2 separate regions of the Homo sapiens genome follow, and region 1 is linked to region 2. A link is a contact called in ENCODE Hi-C or POLR2A ChIA-PET data. All regions are on one chromosome and are shown on one strand. The core of a region is the stretch at or near the end of the contact, and the rest is flanking DNA. Distances in the headings are between cores, read along the strand shown. Region 1 overlaps VPS53 (VPS53 subunit of GARP complex). Region 2 overlaps VPS53 (VPS53 subunit of GARP complex).

Evidence for each region. A loop is a pair of places that touch in the nucleus more often than their neighbours do. ChIA-PET counts read pairs that join two places held with the same protein, here RNA polymerase II (POLR2A). Pooled maps may share reads with other maps.
Region 1: a loop to region 2 is called in a map of endothelial cell of hepatic sinusoid, with 6 times the contacts of the local background. The contact joins two enhancer-like sites. A Hi-C loop is called at or near these places in 1 of 168 maps with a recorded cell type or tissue (endothelial cell of hepatic sinusoid) and 2 of 50 pooled maps. POLR2A ChIA-PET finds 5 or more read pairs at or near these places in 5 of 52 experiments (AG04450, K562, activated CD8-positive, alpha-beta memory T cell and 1 more).

Annotation. Positions count from the first base shown.
Region 1 is chr17:600,286-603,659 of GRCh38, reverse strand. It overlaps VPS53 (VPS53 subunit of GARP complex), which reads left to right. Exons shown (of 22, transcript NM_001128159.3): 12 at 1,764-1,865. Among named protein-coding and RNA genes, the nearest start is that of VPS53-AS1, 79 kb to the right of the region's middle. RefSeq lists an enhancer at 1,373-2,572. Within about 2 kb of position 2,024, at least 9 of the 41 ENCODE cell types and tissues checked have a DNase peak (open chromatin) inside an H3K27ac peak, as active enhancers do.
Region 2 is chr17:532,385-535,370 of GRCh38, reverse strand. VPS53 (VPS53 subunit of GARP complex) reads left to right here. Exons shown (of 22, transcript NM_001128159.3): 19 at 2,460-2,529. The region is part of intron 1 of VPS53-AS1 (VPS53 antisense RNA 1); the gene reads right to left. Among named protein-coding and RNA genes, the nearest start is that of VPS53-AS1, 11 kb to the right of the region's middle. Within about 2 kb of position 1,255, at least 7 of the 41 ENCODE cell types and tissues checked have a DNase peak (open chromatin) inside an H3K27ac peak, as active enhancers do.

The DNA.
Region 1 (3,374 bases), core at 775-3,274, 68 kb before region 2:
TATCACCAGGATACCACAAAAACCATCATCTTACTACTGATTACCTCGAGCTAATGCCATCACCACAAGGCTTTGTCATGCACCGAGGCTGTATCTGTCCACATCACTTGCATCCAAGTGTTTTGGCCAAAAAATAAGCAGTTATTAAATGACTGTTAGCAGTATTGTCTTAAACCAAAAACCAGACGCAGGTGTAGTGCTTTTGTGCAATGTATTTATTTTATTGTATTTTATTTTTGAGACGGAGTCTCGCTTTGTCACCCAGGCTGGAGTGCAGTGGTGCCATCTTGGCTCACTGCAACCTCCACTTCCTGGATTCAAGCAATTCTTGTGCCTCAGCCTCCCAAGTAGCTGGGATTACAGGCGCCTACCACCACGCTGCTAATTTTGGTATTTTTAGTAGAGACAGGCTTTCACCATGTTGTTCAGGCTGGTCTTGAACTCCTGACCTCAAGTGATCCGCCGCCTCAGCCTCCCAAAGTGCTGGGATTCCAGGTGTGAGCCACTGCACCCGGCCTTTGTGTAAGTTTTGGTTTTATTTTTGTTTGTAATAGCTTCAGATGGTGTCCTGGCACTTGGCAAAGTTATTCACGCTATAGTCCATCTGCTGTCCCTTTTGGCTTAGAGATTAATTCAGATTGACCCACTGGTATTGGCTAAAATACCAAGTACATTTAGAAACTCCCTCTCCATTAACTTCTCGTCTCCAGAGAGCCATGCCTTGCCCCCTTCCCTCGTCCCCAGCACCAAGCAGTCCCTCTTTTCTGTTTGTCCAGTTGGCCTCCTTTCTGCTAAAGCCTTCAGCTCCCAGGCATAAACAACATCTCTAGGTGAAAACTGTAAAGGAATTCCAGAGAGCTGCCTTGATTCTGTAGTTGTACTGGAATTAACGTCATCAGTGACCCTTGTGTGTATCATGTGCTGCTTCTAGGGTTTCACATTTGATCCTCCAGATAGTCCTGTGACTACATCCTCATTCAGCAGATGAAGTTACTGAGGCTCAGAGAAGCTGGGTGATAGGGCCAGTGCCGCACGGTTGGAGCTACAGCTACCATGCCTCCTGCCTGCAGCCTTCCCACTGGCCCATGTTTCCACTCCGTGATGTATTTTGAAATAGTGGTCATATTTGGAAGCTGAGAAGTCGATTTTCTCAAGGAGATTTCTGTTGTGGTTGTTGTAATGGGGCTTACTTGGGAAGAGACATCTGTTAATCTAGAACACATGAGATTAGTTTTGTAGTTTGTTCTTGCGTTGAAATCCATCTGGCACTTTGATTCATTTCTATTTACTGAGGACCTGCTACATGCTAGGCACTGAGATAGGATGGGGAACAAGACAGACACAATCTCTGCCATCATGGAGGCCAGAAGGGAAAAGACAAATAATGGGCAATTGCTATATTTTAATAAATGCCTGGGTAGGAGACATGTAGCTTGGTTTGGGAACACGTGTCAGGGACATCTGACCCAAACCTGACAGATGGGAAAGGCTTCCCAGCAGAACGGAGTTCCGGTTTGAGGACTGAGGATGCGTGAGCGTTTTAGCCAGATTCGAGTTGGGGCGGGGTGGTCGGGGAGGTTGCAGGAAGAGGGAAAGCACTGTGAAGGCCCGGAGGCAAGAATGTGGTCTGGGTTGCCTCAGTTCTTCTTTATCAGATAGCGTGCATGACTTCCTTGTTGGAGACACCTAGAAAAAGCAGATCAATGGGGAAAGCTATTGAATATGCTCAGAAAACACTTCTCTTTCTCATATCTACCTAACAGAAAAAGCTTGAGTCTCCACCCCCATCTACCAATCCCTTCCTGGAAGATGAGCCAACACCAGAGATGGAGGAACTGGCAACGGAGAAAGGAGATTTAGATCAAGTAAGTCTGGTTTGCGTCACCACGGGTAACCTACCCAATGTGCGTTTCTGAAAATCGGTCTGCTTGCTCCAGATACGATCCTTTGGCTCTTGGCCACGTTCAGAGATGACAGCTGTTGTGGTCTTTACAGAAGGCCTTTATCTGAAAGTGCATGTAGAAAACTCCATGAAAGGGCAGACTTCCCTGCCCACATCTCTGCTCCTGAAGAGCCCCGCCTCCAGGACACACACAAGCTTCATTAGCCACTGTGGTGGGGCCAGGAGAGTTCTGCTCTGCCTCATTCAGCATCTCCTGAGCTTGTCAGCTGAGTTTTTGGTTTGACTGTCATCTGGTACAGTGATGATGAGAGAGGCTGAACAATCCCCGGGAAGCCAGCAGCACCCTCGGCTAGGAGAGGCCTCCATGCAGTGTAAGCTGATCACTTTAGGTCTGGAAGCCATTGGGGAGGCCTGGAAATGTCAAGGTGGCCAGTGGCATATTTGAAGAGTTACTTTTCAGAGCACACTAACACTTTAATTTCCTTTGGATTTTTCTGTCCAAGTCTAAATTTCCTCTCCCTTCATCCTACAGAATGGTGTTTTTGGTTAACTGCCATGTTATGACAAGGGAGGTTAGAGCAATAAATCAGAACGTTTCCCTTCTAGATTAGTGATCCCTGTTTTTAATTGTCTACACTTGGCTGCTGGAGGATTATTTTACGGTATTGTTTTGCTCCAGACACCACCAAAAGGGAGGCTGGCTGGGAGGACCAGCTCTGAGAAACCTGTAACCATGTACTTTGCAGCTAGCCCTGCATTCATTCTTTCCCAGCACCACAAGGGCAGGAGCCAAGAGAGCAGAGCTTCCAGGAGCAGTTCTGAAATGATGCAATCAAATGTGTCTGGTCCCTTGATTAAATGATTGTAATAGAATGGATACTCACACTTTTATAGTCCTTTGCACTTTTAAATTCTTTTACATGCTTTATGTTATCGTCACAATTCCTGCCTCTTGCTTTATAGGTGATGAAACTGCAGCTCAGAGAGGTTAAGTGGTTGGCCCAGGGTTGCACAGCTTGGAAGTGGAGGAGCTTAAACTGGAAGCCAGGTCTCAATGTCAGAAACTAGAATTCCTTTCCCAGTGCTATTTTGTTGATGGACTCATGTCTCATTGAAGAGTAGAGGACATAGAACTGAATCTCAGGAATAGAAGTAAATGAACAAAACTGATGGGACATCTTGAGGAGGCTCCATCCCGGAGATGTATTTATAGGATTAGATGCAGTTGATTTAAAGCCGTCATAGTATTGACTGGCATGGAAGAAAACAAACAGTTTCTTGTAACTAATTAAATGCAGTTCTCAATTGCATTTTGGGAGCAGGGACTAGGGTGGAAAGAAGGCTCTGGGTGTAGAGCCCATGCTTCTGGCATGTCCTCCACCCACACAGGGCCACCTCTGCCCTGTGAGCATGCTTTGCGCAGGAGAGCCATTTGCAGAGCCCTGATGTCTCACGAATGCTAGTAGCTGCC
Region 2 (2,986 bases), core at 6-2,505:
TATGATTGAGCTTACGTTAAAGTGAAGGAGGAGTCGGTTGACTTAGCCAGTCCCAGCATCTCCCAGCATCAGCCTCACATTCTCTCAGAGCCCTTGAGTTTCATTGCTAAGCCCAGGTTGAGTGCGCTGGGAATTGGATGCCCCCCCTCACATCTGTAATCATTCAGCCTGGGATCTAGGAAGTGGTTTTCTGTTTTCATCCATGGTGCCTTCTCATCCTGCTAAAATCCCGCTTAACAGAGGTGGGCTTGTGAGGAGACCCTTCCCTGGTCAAGGGCAGCAGCCACCACCGCCCTGATGGCCCAGAGAAGCCCTTGGCAGTTACCCAGCACATTGCTTGGTTTTTTCCCCACAGGACGTGTGTCAGGTCCTCATACTCCCCCCATCGCCACCTGTAGACTAGTATAGAGAGCCAGTTCAGGGGCACAGCCAAAGGTTTTTTTTTTTTTTTTTGATACAGGGTCCCACTCTGTTACCCAGGCTGGAGTGCAGTGGTGCAACCACAGCTCACTGCAGCCCCCATCTCCTGGGCTTAGGTGATTCTCCCACCTCAGCCTCCTGAATAGCTGGGATTACAGGCGCTCGCCACCCGGCCTAGCTCATTTTTCTATTTTTTGTAGAGATGAGATTTTGCCATGTTGCCCAGGCTGGTCTCAAACTCCTGGGCTCAAGCAGTCCACCTGCCTGGGCCTCTCAGAGTGCTGGGATTATAGGCATGAGCTGCCATGCCCAGTCCGGAGCATGTTCTAATGTGAAGCAACTTAGGTTACAAAGCGCTGTGTGCACAGCTGCCATTGGTCATGAGTTCAGTTTCATGTTGCTTGTCTGGCTCTGGTTTCCAGCACTGAGGAATTCCTTCCAAATAGCCCCTTGTTTACTCTCCTTCCTGATCACAAGCCACCTCCAGATCCGATCTCCGGACTCCAGTTTCCTCTCCCTCAGCTTCCTTTCTACCCCACCCCTGCAAAACCATAGATGTTTCCTTTTACCTCGTTTGCTGTCTTAAGCAATAGCAGCCTTTCCTGTTGAGACATCAAAATCCACAGCCTGGTTGAAACTGCAGTTGAACCACAAGCAACTTCCCTCATCCACTGAGCTGATCCTCCTCCCTTCAATCAAGGAGATAATGAGACAAATCTCATAATAGTGGTTGGGAAGATAAAATGAGAAGTCACATATTAACTTCCTGGTAAAGTGCTGATACCAAGCTGACATTCAAAAAGTGGTAGGTGGCTGGGCGCGGTGGCTCACGCCTGTCATCCCAGCGCTTTGTGGGGCCGAGGCAAGAGGATCACTTGAGGCCAGGAGTTCGAGACCAGCCTGGCCAACATGGTGAAACCCTATCTCTACTAAAAATACAAAAATTAGCTGGGTATGCTGGTGCGTGCCTGTAGTCCCAGCTACTCAGGAGGCTGAGGCACCAGAATTGCTTGAACCCAGGAGGCAGAGGTTGCAGTGAGCCAAGATGGTGCCACTGTACTCCAGCCTGGGTGACAGAGCGAGACTCTGTCTCAAAAAAAAAAAAAAGTTTATGATTTACTCAATGTGCATTCACTTGAGCATCTCCTATGTCTCAGACCCAGAGTTAAATGTTTTGGCCTGATAAACATGGCCCCCATCTTCGTTTGCCTTAATAGTCAGGTGAAGCAAAATAGACATGTAAGCAAATGAGCATAATGAACTAGGTTAGATGTGAGGGTGGAGGCCTGCAGACTCCATGTAGAGTATGGCGAAGGCAGCAGAAGAAAGGCTTTCTAGAGACGCCGTTGAACAGGATCTGAGAGGTGCGTGTGTACTGACCCACAAGCCCCTTCTAGGAAAGGCAGTCCAGGCGAGGGAGCAGTGTAGGCATTAAATAGCCCCCAGAATCCTGGGATCTGCAAGTGGCTCAGTTGGGTTGAAGCATAGGGAGGCCAGGGCTTAGCAGGATGAGGCTGGAGACAGAGAATGAAGAATCAAGGAAGCCTGGCCCAGTGGCTCACGCTTGTAATCCCAGCACTTCCGGAGCCCAAGGGAGGAGGACTGCTTGAAGCCAGGAGTTTGAGCCCAGCCTGGGCAGCATAACGAAATCCTGCCTCTACAAAAAAATTAAAAAGTAGCCAGGTGCGGTGCCTGTAGCCCTTACATCCAGTCTGATTGGGCTAGCTTCGATCATATTCCCTCTCAGGACAAACAACAGTCACCAAAGGAATGCTGTGCTCTGACGAGCTGAGAATAGTTAGAGTTCACTGGGAGTCTAGGATGGGATCCGGTTTTCCCGGGCCTGCCAGGGCCTCATGTAACTAAACAAAACCAGGACTTCACTCAGAAGAAAAATAAGATAATGGGCAACAGTGGAGTCCACTTCGATTCTTCATTAAAAAAGGTTTTTTCATGGAGATACGTGGAACCTTAAAGTTTTTGCATTTCTTTCCTCAAGAGAGAATAAGCCTAATTTGTCACTTCTTTTTTATCCACAGCTCCTTCATTCCCAAATTCATCACCCACCTCTTCAAGTGCAAGCCAATTAGCATGGTGGGAGCAGAACAGGTGAGATGGACGTAGTATCAGGCATTTGCCTGGCAGCTTTTGTTGTAGATCAAGCACATATTCTTCTAGTCCAGATCTACTTGGCAGGAATAAAATTGATGATGTCCCCTGTTTGGGGACAGTATAATGACTCACCCGGAAGGTTTCTTAATTCGTTCTTCCATTTATTTTTAAAAATTTTGTTTGAACGCCTACTAAGTTCTGGGTGCAGGGTATAACACAGCAAGCACCATGGAAAGGTCCCTGCTCCTAGTGCTCACACTCCAATAAGAAGAAGTGGCTGGGCCGGGCACAGCGGCTCACGCTGTAACCCCAGCATTTCGGGAGGCCTGGGCAGGCAGATCACCTGGGGTAAGGAATTTGAGAGCAGCCTGGCCAACATGGTGAAATCCCATCTCTACTAAAAATACAAAAATTAGCTGGGCATGGGGGCAGGCTACTGGGGAGGCTGAGGCAG